2 separate regions of the Mus musculus genome follow, and region 2 is linked to region 1. The links are chromatin contacts, found by Hi-C or POLR2A ChIA-PET in ENCODE. All regions are on one chromosome and are shown on one strand. The core of a region is the stretch at or near the end of the contact, and the rest is flanking DNA. Distances in the headings are between cores, read along the strand shown.

Evidence for each region. Hi-C counts contacts between places; a loop is a spot of excess contacts on that map. ChIA-PET counts read pairs that join two places held with the same protein, here RNA polymerase II (POLR2A).
Region 2: a loop to region 1 is called in a map of ES-E14, with 2.7 times the contacts of the local background. The contact joins two enhancer-like sites. A Hi-C loop is called at or near these places in 3 of 37 maps with a recorded cell type or tissue (ES-E14, gastrocnemius and mouse trophoblast stem cell). POLR2A ChIA-PET finds 5 or more read pairs at or near these places in 1 of 5 experiments (Patski).

What each region holds. Positions count from the first base shown.
Region 1 is chr2:36,018,146-36,026,028 of GRCm38, reverse strand. No RefSeq gene overlaps it. Among named protein-coding and RNA genes, the nearest start is that of Gm39798, 8.9 kb to the left of the region's middle. Within about 2 kb of position 3,940, at least 1 of the 3 ENCODE cell types and tissues checked has a DNase peak (open chromatin) inside an H3K27ac peak, as active enhancers do.
Region 2 is chr2:36,206,347-36,214,229 of GRCm38, reverse strand. No RefSeq gene overlaps it. Among named protein-coding and RNA genes, the nearest start is that of Gm46735, 18 kb to the right of the region's middle. Within about 2 kb of position 3,314, at least 1 of the 3 ENCODE cell types and tissues checked has a DNase peak (open chromatin) inside an H3K27ac peak, as active enhancers do.

The DNA of each region.
Region 1 (7,883 bases), core at 2,691-5,190:
GCTTGAGCATATATATGGCCTTAAAGCCCACTTTCACAGTGACACACTTCCTCCAACAAGGCCACACCTCCTGACAGTGCCACCCCTTATGGCAAGGCATTCAAATGCATGAGTCTCTTGGAGCCATACCTATTCAAACCACCACACTGATAATATCATGTATTGACCCTGATATGGCAGTCATAAATGATATATCAATGCACTGTATCCAGAAGGTGGATCTATCAAAATAACAAAGCAGGCATATAATTCCACACCTGTAAAGTGACTCTACAGAAACGCTGATGTACTATAAGGGTTTCAATGAAATAGTGTTTGTAGGAAATAGAGAGGGGAAGCAACTAAGCACCAACCCCCACTCTCCCCCAGCAGCAGAACAACTGGCTTGTGGTGGTTCTGCCCAACGCAATCCTGCACATCCAAAAAAGCTCTGGAGTGACTCTGTATTGACATGGGAGATACCTCTGGCATGTAGCTCTTATCTGTATTAATTACATGGTGATTATCTGTGCTGTTTGCCTCCCTTTCTTCGCTTGAGTTTCTTCTGTCAGGGGCTGTGTATATTTTACCTCTGACTTCATGGGAGTTGATGGAGCAGGGATGAGGAAGGACAGGGTGGGCAGGGGGCAAATAGAGAGGGATATGGCTCACCCAAGGCTGTGCAACTCTGAGTTTATTTAGAAAACACTGTCCAAATGGCAGTTCTTCTGGTGACTAATGAGATGGTTTTGTGTCCTCAGAGCCTTGAGAAAGATTTTTTGGAGGTTTTGTTGTCTCCCCTGCAGAACAGCATGACAATGGTGCTTTCTTTCTGGGTGGTTCTGTTAATTCAATAACATGGCCATGGTACACCACCTGGTTTCAAGCACACGTGTACAAATGCACCCTCACTGAGGTGACAGGTGCACCCCACAACAGGGTGAAGAAACCACCTAGCAGAGCAGCAGAGGGAAGACTCTCCCGGGGACAGGACACGGGGCTCATAGAACACGATGCTGCAGCCACAGGCCGCCTGAACAGCGGGCCCCCAATGTTGTGCTCCCTGTGAGTCAGTGCTGGGCTAATTGGCAGACAATGGCCTTAATGAAAACGCCATGTTTCTTGACAAAAGCACCCACCCAGCTCCCAAGCCTGGAGACAGCTTGAACCACTTGTGTAGCTCCCCTTCTTCTGGGGGGGATTCCAATCTGTTGTGGAACTGGGGACACAGACACTGTCAATTGATGGGTGTAGGCTCCGACTCACTGCAAGTTCAATGCCAGGAGAACTGGACTAGCTCTTGAAACAGCAGCGAGGGCCCAGAGAGGCCAATACATTCCCATTGTTTTACAGTGGTTAAGCCGAATGCATGGTGACAGACAGGGAAGGCTTGGACGAAGGGAAACCCTGGGAGCAAAGACCGGAGAGGGGGATTGTGGAGACACTGTGGAAAAAATAATAACAAAGTTTTGGTGATGTTCATGATTGCTGCCATTTGCTGGGTACCTACCTTTTGGCCAGGCACTGAGCCGTGTGGCTTACACATACTGAGCTGTGTCACTTACCCACATTGTCTATTTATTTCTCACAGGAACACCTAACATAATATTGTTACTGCCGTATTTTATAGGTAGACACACTGAAGCTCTAACGAATCACATCATTGTCCCAGGTTACATGCTATCATCAGTGCCAGGTCTCACCTGTTCTGCTTTCATTTCTGTTGCAGTTGGAACACCATGACAGAAACAATTTAGGAAAGGCTCTATTTCAGGTTATGATTCCACATGACAGTCTAGCATAGCCGTGGTGGCACAGTGGCAGGAGCTTGCATGACACCCACAGTCAAAAGCAGAGAGAAATGTCTGCATGCATGCTTGCTCGATGGACTCAGCTCAGTTTCTCCACTCTTACATGGTTTAGGGGATGCTGCTGCCCATAGTGGCACAAGTTACTTATAGGCAAACCTAGTGTAGACAAACCTCACGAAGACTTTTCCTCCAGGAGACTCTGGGTTGTATTGAGTCAACAAAATTAACCATCAATTTTGTTTGGTCCTTAAGCAATAAGTCTGATTCAGTCTTAAAATATAGCACACATAGCTGATCACATAGATACGATCAATAGCCTTGAAAAATGAGTTGACAATCCCATCATTTAAAGTAACTGGAATTTTCTGGATGACTACAAAAAGGCAAACTTCCAGAGCATCTGTTACCTGTGTCTAGGGTGTTAGCTGCTCTTGCTATCCTGTGTCTGTTCTCTGAAGGCCACACTAGTTCTGCTGGGTGAGAATGTGTCCCCCGATCTTCAGATTGAAAGCTGAGGCCCAAAGAAGTAAGGCACCCCATTCACAGGAATGCAGCCCAGTGGTGGCAGAGTGGGACATCAGACTCTAAGAGATAAGCATAAAGGATGGCCTGGCTAGGTCTCAGGAGGTGGGGAGGGATGGGGCAGAACCAAGTACAGAGCAGCAGCCCCTTCCTGGCTTCCTGACAGCACTATTGTTTGAAGCAGGGTTCTTGGACATCCAGGAAATGGGCGACATCACTCCCAACAAAGGAAAGGAAACTGCCTGAATGTTTCAGCTCCACCTCACAAGCTGGCCCTGAGGCTGGAGATGGGAGCCGGGCCAAGGCAGCTTGACCCTCCACTTGGCCAGGTCATGCAGCCCCCACCCTGTGTCTGCACTGCACTCTCGTCTCTCTGCCAACCAGTTTCAAACTCTTCCAGTCTTGACAACCAGGCTTTCCTGCCCTAGAAGCACCCACAAAGCTCCATCGATCCCCTTTTCTCTGAGAGCTGTGGCCCTGGGTTCAAATCCAGTCTCTGTCTCTTACTAGCTTATGCAACCTTGAGTAAAATCACTTTACCTCTCTGAATTTTTGTTTCCTTTCCCATGAAATATAGGCTGTAAAAGCTACTTGGCAGAGCTGTGGGGATTAACTGAGACACAAGAAACATAGTGGCATGTAGTTTCTTTTTTTCCAGACCTGGGCCAGAACTGGGGGTAAAGATGGAGAACCAGACACCAAAAAGTCCTGATTCAGAAATCCAAGGATTGTTGTTTATAGAACAGACATGAAGCAGGATTCATCACACAGATGCAGAGGTCTGGGCCTGGCACTTGTCACACTTGCAGGTCCCCATTGCCCAGATCTACAGCCACTGAGAGCTTGGCTAGGTCAGGCTCCTCTGGTCTAGAGCACCAGATATGGCCCAGGTGTCATCTTCCCTAGGACAAGGCAGGCTTCTGACTTGGGGGTCTTCCCACTGACCATCCTGAGATATGAGACCCCGCCCCAACTCTCTTGATCTAACCTAAAACCAGAGATTCAGGAAGTAGAAGGGAGGCTGGGTCACTTGTTGGCTGGTAGCACATGTTGTCCCTCATAGGCAACCTTTCTCATGATGGCCCTGTTAGCACCTCTCTGTTCATGCAGGACTAGTGGCCTTGGTCTTTTCCTCTATCTCTCTGACTCTAAATTCTTCTTCTAACAGACCGATACTGTAAACAAGGTAGGAAAACCATGAAGCCCTATGAAGGCAAGAGTTTGTTCTATACATTTCATTCCACAGAATATTAACTGAGAATGTGATACACAGAATGTCATGAGACTCTACAAAGAACCAGCAAGGAAGCATCGCGGGGGTGAGAGGATGAAGGTGTAGAGGAAGGGATCATCTCTTTGCAAGGCCTCACAAGGTGTAGGTGACTTATGGGGAACTAGAACTTCTGTCGCTACTTAAAAGTCCAGAGCAGTTTTCTCTCAAGTCCCAGCCCTGCAATGAGGAGTGAGGAGAGGAGGATCAGGCAGTGAAGGAGGGGGAGAGCTAAAAGGCTTCTCATATTCCCCCCGCATCCCCCTCCAGACTCCCCACCGTGGGGAACGAAATCTCCAGGAAGCTCAGCGGGTGTCCAGGTCCCAGCGCTGATTGCAGGAGATGGCACGAGGGCCCGACGGTTGCCATGGCGACTTCCTGAATCACAGAGCCAGTTCCCGCTGAGGCTCTGGGAAGTCAGATATACCTGGACAGCCCCTGAGGTCCACTAGGACTCTCCAAAAGGGAAAGACTCGTGGAAACGTGGCTTGCCTGCTCACAGAGTAGGCACACGGATTTGTGAGCCACAGTGGCTGCAGGTGTACAGCTGGGGCGCAGTTTTGGGGACACACGAATCTGAGCGCAAAGATCCCCGAACCACACAACGAACCCGTTAAGATGAGAACAAGCGAACGCAGGGTGGCGCTAGAGAACAGGCCAGGGAAGTGCTGAACGTGTGTGTGTGTGTGTGTGTGTGTGTGTGTGTGTGTGTGTGTGTGCGCGCGCGCGCGCGCGCGCATGCCAGAATCTGGTTTTGCATGCCCAGCTAAAGAACTTGGCCCTGAACCTAGAGTTACTGGAGATCCAAGGAGGGCTTTGAATCAGGGAGGTGGCCTGGCTAAACATGAGATCCCTCCAGCTGCCCACAAAGGATAAGTCAGGCAAGCCTGAAGGCAGGGGACCAGTGTAAATGGTGGTCTTCAGCCTGGTTCAGCCTTGTTCCTATTAGTGTTTCCCCTTCTAACACAGGTCATTTGCTGCTGCGTTTGCTAGTGTCTTGTCTCTTCTCTTTTAGGATGTTAGCTCAGAAGATCAGAGTCGATGTCTTCTTTCAGAAGACACTTACTAAGCTCCAAGAAGACACCTGGATGTCAGTGCCTACTAGATATTTCCTGGGCGAATGAATGGCACCTGGGGGAAGGTAGTGAATGAAAGAGAGAAGAGAAGAGATGCAGCGAAGTGTAATGCACAGAAAATGATTGGCTGGACTAAGGTGGAGGCCTCATTCAGATGGGAGATGGGTACCCGAGGTCTCCAAGGACTACTGAGCTGATGGTCTTGGACCCACTCAGAGGAGAGGTCAAATGTCCTTGCAAGACAGAAGTGGAGGGCTGGAGAGGGCAACTGAGGCAGAGAGCATGGCTTATTTATTACTGGGCCTGAGTGCATTGGGAGAGACACAAAGGACGACTTTAAGTGAACATCTGGGACTTTCCCTGACCCTTCTGCAGCAGAGGTCTGTAGCGTCTTCCAATAGAATACAGAACAGGGGGGGCTGGCTCAGTGGATAAGAGCACTGACTGCTCTTCCGAAGGTCCTGAGTTCAAATACCAACAACCACATGGTGGCTCACAACCATCCATAATGAGATCTAATACCCTTTCTGGTGCATCTGAAGTCAGCTACAGTGTACTTACGTATAATAATAAATATATCTTTGGGCTGGAGAGAGCAGGGCAAAGGTCCTGAGTTCAATTCCCAGCAACCACATGATGGCTCCCAAACATCTGTACAGCTACAGTGTATTCATATACATAAAATAAATAAATAAATCTTAAAAAAAAAGAACATAGAACAGGCCTCAAGGGCAAGCAGTGTGTTGCTTACATATTCTAGGAAGAAATAGGAAGGGCTAAGGATGTAGTTCATTGCTGTAGCATTAATACGGTTTTCCCTGTAAACAGCACTAGAGAGAGAGAGAGAGAGAGAGAGAGAGAGAAGGAGAGAGAGAGAGAACAGCAGGGCAGTGTTGGCACACATTTTTAATCCCAGCACTTGGAAGACAGAGACAGGTGGATTTCTGAGTTCGAGGCCAGCCTGGTCTACAGAGTGAGTTCCAGGCCAGCCAGGGTTACACAGAAAAACCCTGTCTCAAACAAAACAAAACAAAACAAAACAAAACAAAAGTTAAAAAAAGAATACAGAGTCAGATAATGCAAGGTTAGTAACATATTTTACATCATCCCCCAGGCCACATGATCACCTCAACAGGTTATCAGTGGAGTCATCCCAAAGCTATTTCACCTCCTTCCTTTGGGTTACAAAATCGTATGTGTGCTGTGCAGCACATCTCAGGAACACCAGCTTGTCTAGGGATAGGGAGGTGGAGAGGACACAGATCCAATGGCCCTTCAAGCCCTGCCCCTGCCCTCTGCCTTTTTTTTTTTTTTTTTTTTTTGGTTCAGTCCTCATCTGTCTGCTTGTGTGATAGATTTCTATCGAACCTTTACTATGTACAAGGTGCTGAGATAGGTTCTAGGGCTATAATAATAAACAAGGATTTGTTTGTTATTTATGTGTGTGTGTGGTGTGTGTGGTGTGTGTGGTGTGTGTGTGTACATGTGTAGTGTGTGTAGTATGTGTATATGTGCGGTGTGTGTGTGTGCATGTGTAGTGTGTGTAGTATGTGTATATATGTGGTGTGTGTATGTGTGTATGTGTGCATGTGTAGTGTGTGTGTGGTGTGTATGTATGTGGTGGTGTGTATGGTATGTTTGTGTGTATAGTGTGTGTGGGGTGTAGTGTATGTATGTATGTGTGGTGTGTGTGTATGTGGTTTGTGTGTGTGGTATTGTGTGTGGTTTGTGTGTGTGTGGTATGTGTGTGTGTGTGTGCATGTGTAGTGTGTGTGTGTGTGGTGTGCATGTGTAGTGTGTGTGTGCATGTTTGGTGTGGTACACAAGTCTGCATGTGCAGGTGCTATCAGATACTCCATTGCTCTCTTCCTTATTACTGTCTTTATTAATTTAGTTCTTAACAACTTCATACACATACAAAATTGCAATCTGGCTACTCTCCCGAATGCATACATCTCTGCACCCCCACCCCACCTTCCTCCTGTTCATTTCCAAGGTTCATGGCTTTTGGTTTTGCTTTATGACTAGTTTAGATTAACCAGGGCCACCTGTGTGGCCACGGAATCGAAACCATTTACGGGAGCCTGGTGGGATCACTAATGGGCACACAGCTGAAAGCAATGGCTGCCACTGTTATTCGACGCGTTCTCACGACCGGCCAGGAAGAACACCACAGACCAGAATCTTCTGCGGCAAAGCTTTATTCTTACATCTTCAGGAAAAGAGAGCAAGAAGCAAGAGAGAGAGAAAACGAAACCCCGTCCCTATTTTAGGAGAATTCTCCTTCGCCTCGGACGTGTCACTCCCTGATTGGCTGCAGCCCATCGGCCGAGTTGACGTCACGGGGAAGGCAGAGCACAAGTAGTCATAAGATACCCTTGGCACATGCGCAGATTATTTGTTTACCACTTAGAACACAGGATGTCAGCGCCATCTTGTAACGGCGAATGTGGGGGCGGCTCCCAACATCTCCCCCTATCCTTTTAATAAGAGCAAATAGGCCACCCATATTAATGAGAGTGGAGATAGAGGTCAAATCCCCAGTGTGTAGGTAAAGGAGCCATGTACAGGATTAGCTCTTAGGCTTACAGGCTTTTACCCAGAGCAACCCTGACCTGCTCCCGTGTCGTTTTGCCTGGGGGAAGGGAACTAGGACACTGAACCTTCATGAAAGATGACATGTCTCCCTAGAATAGGCTCATATATGCCGCAGAGCCTTTCCATTGCAGTGCTTAGCCTTGCAACTCTCTCGGGCTGCTGAAGCACACTCACTCTATCCCGTGCAATGAGTCTAGCCTCATGGGATATAAGAGCTGAGTGGCCAGCGACCTATTGCCTAAGCATAGATATATCAGGGGAAGCTCCATGTTCTAGTCCTGCAAGCGCCTGGGCAATAACCACCTTGTCTCTCCTAGTTTGGGCCTTAAGCTTACAGACCAATCAAAGAAGCAACACTAATCCACAGCAAAGTGTATCTCCAAATAATATTAATCCCACCCATTTTTTAAAGAAAGAAAATGCTGAGGAGATCCAATTGGGTAATCCTTTGGTCAGGGACAGGTCCAAGCGCGTGGAGTTGACCTGAAGTCTCAATTCCCGAAGGATCTGTTCAAATTCAGCCATCCAATTCTGTAACATATACTGAAAAAGACTTTTTGACAAATTAGCTGTCCTAGTAAATTTAACATACTGAATGGAAATAACACACAATCCCGGAAACTTTTG
Region 2 (7,883 bases), core at 2,065-4,564, 190 kb before region 1:
GGTGGCAGCATAGGCCACCTTTTTCGTGTCTGCTCAGGCAAGGCAGGCTGGAAAAGGAGGTTTCCTGCTAGCCAGGCTGGAGAAACCACTGGTACAACTGGAATAGGACCTCTGCCAGGGCCTCTAGGAAACAAATTCCTGCATGCACAGAGTCCAAAGGGCCCGGTGGAAAAGGCACGAGAAGTGGACTCCCACACGGCTTAGCCAGAGCAGGTGTCCTATGCGGTGAGGCTTGTTAGGAAATTTACATTTTCACCTCTAAGAACTGTAACCTGGAAACAGATTTTGAGACATTTTGTTGTCTGAGTCACCCCCAACTCTACCCATGGTGTAAAACTGAGACCAGTTTTACACTGGCATGGCCTGCTATTGCTGGAGTGGAATTGGGGAACCTGCTTGAGCAGCCTGAAACCGTTCTCTTACCTGCCTTCATCCTTATCACTCCCTTGCCTTGGCCACTCACCCAGCCACCACCAGGCCATCTGTGCACATCCTTAGCATTTCCAGGGGAACTCTCTCCTGCCCCTCTCCCACCCCCTTGAGTGAAACCCCCCTAACATCAGCCCTTGGAGGCGTCCCAGGAAAGGCTTCCCGATCCCCTCCCCCACACTGTCCTGTTATTTGCATCTCAGCCGTGCAGCAGGTACCAAGCACTTGGAACAAGCAGAACCTGAGTGTCCAGAGCAGGGGACTATGCTCGACTGCCCGAGGGTGGCTTGCCCGGGCTCCCCCAAGTGGAAGCCCCGCAAAGAGACCAGGGCAAATGGAAATGTGCGGCTTCTGAGATCACTGTTAATGCAGAGGTGGTAACAGACAGCCTGTTAGCTCATCACAGGTCACATACAGGAAACCTCCCTGGCTGTCTGTACATTCACTGAGCACTTACTATCTGTGGGCACTGTTCCAGGCCTTGTGATCAGCATGAGGAAGACAGAGGGGTGGGGCTGAATTCCAGACAATGTGCACCCAGGGACAACGCTTCATCAGCTCGCCCTGCCATACCCCTGTGACCGTGCCAGGCTGCTTACAGAGGCAATGATTAGCACTACGGCCAGCACACACTGGAGTCCGTTCACTTTGGTGACAGGAGGAAATGACATGCTGCTGCCAGTCCCTCAGAAAAGGCACCGCAGAGGCACAAAAAGACAGAAGGGGCCAGCAAGATGAATCAGCGGGCAAAGGTGCTTGCCACCAAGCCTGACAATCCGAGTCCAATCCCCAGACTCCATAGAGCAGCAGAAGGCTACTCCTGCAAATTGTCCTCTACACACACACACACACACACACACACACACGTGGAGGAAAAAAATCACACACACACACACGTGGAGGAAAAAAATATTTTGGAAAAAAATCAAGAAAGTGGGTTTTCAAACTATGTTCTTCAAAACTAGGGATCTGCAGGACTGTCCAGGGCCACCACCAGGGGACAGGGGACTCAAGCATCAGCCCCTTCCTTGCCACCTTCCACCTTTGCTAGTCACAAATCCATCCTGGGCTTCTCAGGTTGGCTCTTGTTTGAAGAAGAATCCTGCTGGCTCAGGAAAGGCAAGAGGTTTGGCCAGAGTCACACAGTCGGTCGGTCGAATGGAAAGCCAAGGCAGACAACAATCAGAACCTGAGGTCAGAGATCAGCCTGGAGCTCCCAAGTCAGGGCCAGAGACAGTAGAACACAGGTAGAACAGGAAGCCGCAGAAACAGGAGCCTGAAACCAAAGGAGGATGAAGTTGTCATGATGTGGGATCTGGAGGTCAGAGGCAAAGGTTCAAGGTCACATCCCACTGTCAGAGGTCAATGAGAGCCATTCCCGTATCAGGGCTGCATCCAGTTGGTATTCACTGAGCATATATGTGTGGGCATAGAAACTATAATCCATGGTCATGAGCAAAGCAAAGCCTTTGCTCTCCCTCAGCTACCTGGAGTGCAAGGTAAACAGAAGAAATAACTGCTAGCCATCTAAGCAGAAGGAAGGACTGCCTGTAGGTGGGCTGGTTCCTATGGGGTGGTCAAGGAGGGCCTCCCTGAGGAGGTGACATTTGAGCTCCAGTCTGTCTGAACCTGGGCCAGCTGCTCAGCTCCTACCCTGAAAGCCAGCAGATCCACTCTGGAAGGAGAGGATGCCAGAGGGGCAGGAAGTCTGGCCCCCTGTAACCATATCCCCAGGAAGGAGGAAGCCTGGACTTCGCTTTCAGCAGCCCTATTCATCAAGGCCCAGCTCTAACCTCAGGCAGTACCCAAGGCTCTGCCTGGGGAGGAGGCAGGGAGGGAGAGAGGGAAGAGGGAGGGAGGGTAGCAGGGAGAGAGCCCTGGATTCCCTTGCAGACAATAAATGCTTCCAGGTTCCCGGGAGCATTTTTCGGGTCACTGCCGCATCTGATCTCAATTACCCTCGGTGTAGGGTTCCCGGGTGGGGGGCAGGGGTGGAGAGGAGCCGGTTCCTCCATGATCAGAATCTCTAGGCCCAGCCAACCAAGGCACTTCAGGATAGGTCCCCAACATGTCAGTAGGCGGGAGACAGAATCGCCAAAGAGAGGTCCAGGTCCAACTGTGCGTGGAGGTCATCTTACTTCACAACCATTTTGCTGTGTGACCTCAGCCATTTACTGGACATCCCTGGGCCTCTGATTCTTGGGAATTCGGTAACAGTGTGCAGCTGGTTCACCCTCATAGTTAATTAGTTATGAATTTATTAATCAATAATTAAATAATTATTAATTAATTACCACCCTCACTAATACCTAGACTAGTGTTAATCGAATCTACTACAACACTCAGCCACAAAGGTCTTAGGCACACAAGAGAGAAGGCCCCTGGGATTGCCAAACTTCTGAGCTAGCAAGACTTTGTGACTGGCAACCTTAAGGCAATATCATCTTCTCCCAGGCCTCAGTTTCCCCATCCATCACAGTGCTGGTGGGTAAAAATCTGCCCAGGAGAGGGTCCTTCAGGATCTAATGTAGGAAGCCCCTTTTGCAGCAAGAGACCTCACTAGAGCCCTGTTACTAGTTTCTCTTTAGCTAGTAAAACTCCACTTCGAGGGTGGGCTGAGGAGTGAGCATGCTGGAGGGAGTTAAGGGCATCTTGGGTCTGACCCCGAGCTGGGCTCAGGGGAAATTAAGGAAGACTGCAAACAGGGATTCGAACCTAGATCCATGAGCGAGCTTCAGGGCTGAGCGGATGCCAGGGGTCAGCGGAGCGCGTGTTGCAGGCGGGCGCTGCTCTCTTCTCCCCAGTGCGCGCGAACCGGGAACTCCCCTCCGGCCTCTGCCAGGGAACAATGCCCGGCTTCCTGCCGCCCGGCGGCCGCCGGGAAACGGGTCCCCCGTGCAGGTACAGGAGGTCGCGCCCCGGGAGACCGCAGGGGGGATCCTCCGCGGCCCGCTAGGCAGCGCGCAGCAGTGCTCTGGGAGGCCCTGCCGAGATGCTCAGCGCACCCGCACCCGCACCCGCACCCGCACCCGCACCCGCACCCGCACCCGCACCCGCACCCGCACCCGCAGTGCCAGGCACTGGCCCTACTCTTCGGAAGCAGCGCTCTGTTTTTGCACAGCACCCGAGCTTCAGCCATGCTGCTTCAGCGAACACAAGCTTGGGCCTCTGCAGCAACCCAAGCCCTTGGCTAGACACTGGGAACTGGGGCACCTGATCTAGCAACCTAGAGAGAAAGAAAGCCAGCCATGGGCTTGTCAATCACGGTGCAAGCAAGAGGACCTTAGTTCGAATCCCCAGCATCTACATAAAAAGCCATCCAGGTGCCTGTGCCTCTGCAACTTGCGTGTGAGAACAGAGGCAGGTGGATCATAGGCATTCACTGAAGTGTTCTATGGTCTCTGAATGACTGCGTGGGCACACACCACTACACCACAAAAACATACATAATACACTCAAAATGAATGATGTCTTACATTAAAGTTACATTATACTTTATAGAGCGCAGTAAGGAGGAGACTGGCATGGAGACAGGGCTGCTCTGAATAAAGTCGTTATTAATAATTTAGCTTTAAGGCGACATTTAGCAACAATGCACAGAGCATGCATCACTAATAAACAGGTGACTCTCAAGAGCAGATACAGCACACCAACCAATCCAGACACTGCACCATTGTTTATATGCATGCACCCACACAGCCACATACATCTAAGCACTATACATGTACAAAACGTGTGTCCACTGTGTCTGTACTGTACACAAGCCAGCCCGTGCCCTGCTCCTTGAGTGACTGTCATTATTCTGTGTAGGTTCATCTATGTCATAGATCTCAACTATGTGATCCCTAATTTCAGAAGTCATGCATCCATATCAGACATCTCAGGACACTCTTAACACATGGATTCACACATGTCTTGTGTTGTGATCTTCACGTGAAATGTATAGGCATGTGTGGATCATAAGCCCTTTGAAAATTGACACACACCATCCACACTCACGTCTGTGTGGAGCTCAGACGAACGAACTTCCTGCCTATTTTTCACACATTGTTGGAGCTTCGATACACCGCATGTGCACATATCATGTGGGTTCTGGCTGTGTGTGGATTATGTCAGTTAGTAGTTAGGAGGTAACCTGTGCTATAGGTGCTCCTTGTCAGCCTAGCAGGGCACTGTCACACCACACTGCAGTCACACTGCCTGGGTTTGAATCTGAATCCTGCTCCACTGTTACCTAGCCTGCTGAGGGTGTCTGTTTCCCCATCAAATGTCATAAGCACACAGCACAATGCCAGACTCTACCTCTTCAGCAAGTGAGAGGCTGGGAGAGGTGGGTGATATCCCTACCGTGGTGGTAAACGTTGACTGTCAGCTTGGAATCGCCATGGAGACAAATCTGGGCATGTCTGTGAAGGAGCTCGCAGACTGGGTTAACCGAGGTGGGATTAAATGTAGGCAGCAGCATCCCATGGCTAGGGAAGGGTTGTACGAAGAAGAGATGGGGATGGAGCAGCATTGCTCTCTGCTTCCTGACTGTGGGGGCCATGTGAGCAGCTGCCATGCCTTGCTGACATACTGCCATGCCTTGCTGACATGCCTTGCCACTGTCGTTGACTGTACCTGCAGATTGTGAGATGAGATAATATAAAATAACAAACATAATAAAGGAAATGGGTATTTTCACATGTATTTATCTAGGTGTGTGAGTGTATGGGGGGGTGCATGCTACATGTGTATGGAGATCAGAGGCCAGCTATCCTATCTATCACGCTGGTTCCAGGGATCATACCCTGATTCTAGGTCTTAGCAACCAGCACTTTTACCCTTTGAGCCACCTCTCTGGCCCCAACCCTTCTTCTATAGAGTTTGTAGTTACTTCTATCAAGTGTTTTAGCCAGAAACAATGACAGTGACAAACACATTCACGCCCACACAACCTGTCAGTGGAGGAGGTAGGTCTTGATCCCAAATCTGCATCACCATAGTTTAAGGTTCTGAAGTACTCCATGGTCCTGGTCCACAGCTCATGACCCCAGAATGAGAGCTCTCTTTCTCTTTTTTGTGCATGCACACGCGCGCACGCACACACACACACACACACACACACACACACACACACTCTCATACACACATAGTCACACATACTCACACACCCACACACATACTCCCTCACACATTCACACTCTCATAAACACAGTCACAAATGTGAATACACTCTCTCATACATACATGGGTACACACACACAAACACATATACTCCCTCACCCAATTATACACACTCACACACATAGTCCCTCACACACTCTCACAAACACAGCCACACACATGAACACATTCTCACACACACATACTCACATTCTCACACACACATACTCATACTCTCACATAAATACTCTCACACAGTCTCACACACACTCTCTCATAAACTCACACTCTCTCTCATATGTACACACTCATACACACATACTCTCACACACTTATACATGCTCACACACATACTCCTACACACTCTCTCACACACAGTCACACATGAACACACTCACATACACAGTCACACATGAACACACACACACTCACACATACATACTCACACTCACACACACATACACTTACATATACACTCTCTCACAACATACAAACACACTCACACTGTCTCTCACACATATACTCACACTCACATACACACACACTTACACATACATATACTCTCACACACAGACACTCTCCAGGCAGTCTATGCTTATAGTTTTGAAACATGCACCACACCGCTCTCTGGTGTCTATCTAAAGATACAGCTCACTCACCAGCTATATAACCAATACCTTGCATCTCCAGGTACCGCACTGGAACTGAGGGACTTGATCCATAACACTTAAAAACCAGCACATACTGAGAACACATACCATATACAACCTGTGTACACACAGCCCACATATGTACCCATATCTGGTATCTCAACAAGATGAATATGCAGCATAAGTATATGACCCTCCCATGTGCCAAGAAGACAGATCAGCCACATACTGCCCACACACAAGACTTCTCTCTCATTTACAGCTATCTTCACACCTGCCCTCCATGCATCCCACATGCAGTGTGCACACCACAAATGCCATACACATCTCCTGCATTGTGGCATCTGTATCCTGCCAGTGTACACATTCTTTAACACAACCCAAGGTCAGATATCACACGTCGCCCATTTCCATGTCCCTATTGATACCCAAGCCAGTTCTTCTGGGTGGGTCTGGCATAGAAATGGGGGTCATTAAAGCAGGACCTGGACACCCACTGCAGGAGAAAGGAGGTGGCCACTGGCTTCACAGTTGATGACCAGGAAATTATAGTCGACATAAAGCCGAAGCAGCCTCCTCTCAGGCCAGGTAATCAGGCCTCTCGCAGATGCGGCCTGACAGTTTAAATGTTCTAATTCCGCTGCCAGGACAGGCTCCCCAGCTCCAGTCTCAGCCCAGCCCTAGCCTGCTGTCGTCGTAATTAGACCCACGTTTTCATTACCCTGAGATTAGACAGGTCCCCTCTGGCTGGCCAGAGGACGCCCACAGCTGCGCGGTAACCATCCCCTGCATGCCTGCATTTACCTGATTATGGAGTTTACTTTATAGCAATTGCTCCAGAGCCCTGAGGCCTCTTTTGCCCCACTTCTGCCCCCCCCCCAGGTCCCAGAGGCCTCAACCAAACCTGAACAAGTGGATTCTGCCTGACATACTGACGTCACCTCACTGAGGCCTACGGTCCTGGAGGCTCTACACTGACCTGGGCCTCTTTATAAAATGCTCAAGTTTGGGGAAGGAAAGAAAAACATTTCAAGAATCTTCTCTTGGGTACATAGGGGGTCCCTATGGGGACTCTTCCCTCCAAAGCTGTGTTTCATTTATTCATTCAACAAACACATATTCAGTTCCTGAGTTGAAACATTTTGCTGGACGAGGGAATCCATTCATTACACACCAGCTGTGTGCCAGAAAAGGCTGCGCACAGGGCCGCTGCCCTCTGGGAGATCCATCTGGAGGGGAAACCTGTGGATTTTCACAGCCCTTGCTGTGCGTTTGTGTAAAGCCAGTCAACCTCCAGGGTCATGTAGAGTTAGTGTGGAGGGAGATGAGGGGATAGAGCGGGGAGGGGAGCCCCACTCCAGATGGAAGTCCCAAACAATGTGACAGTCTGAAGAAAAAAGACCCGGTGTGTGGAAGGAACTGAAAAGAGGAAGAATAATAAGGTGAGAGTAAAGATAGAACTTGGGGTGAGGAGGACAACATGAGACCTGAGACAGGGGCCCAGGCCAAATTAACACCACTTTATCCAGAAGACATGGGAGCCATGGGAGAGTCTCACTCATTTTGCGCCAGGCATGGGTCCAAGTGTCTCATACATAGTGGCTCAACTTTCCCTCACACCAGCCCCGTGAGGCCAGCAGTGCAGGCCCACAATCACAC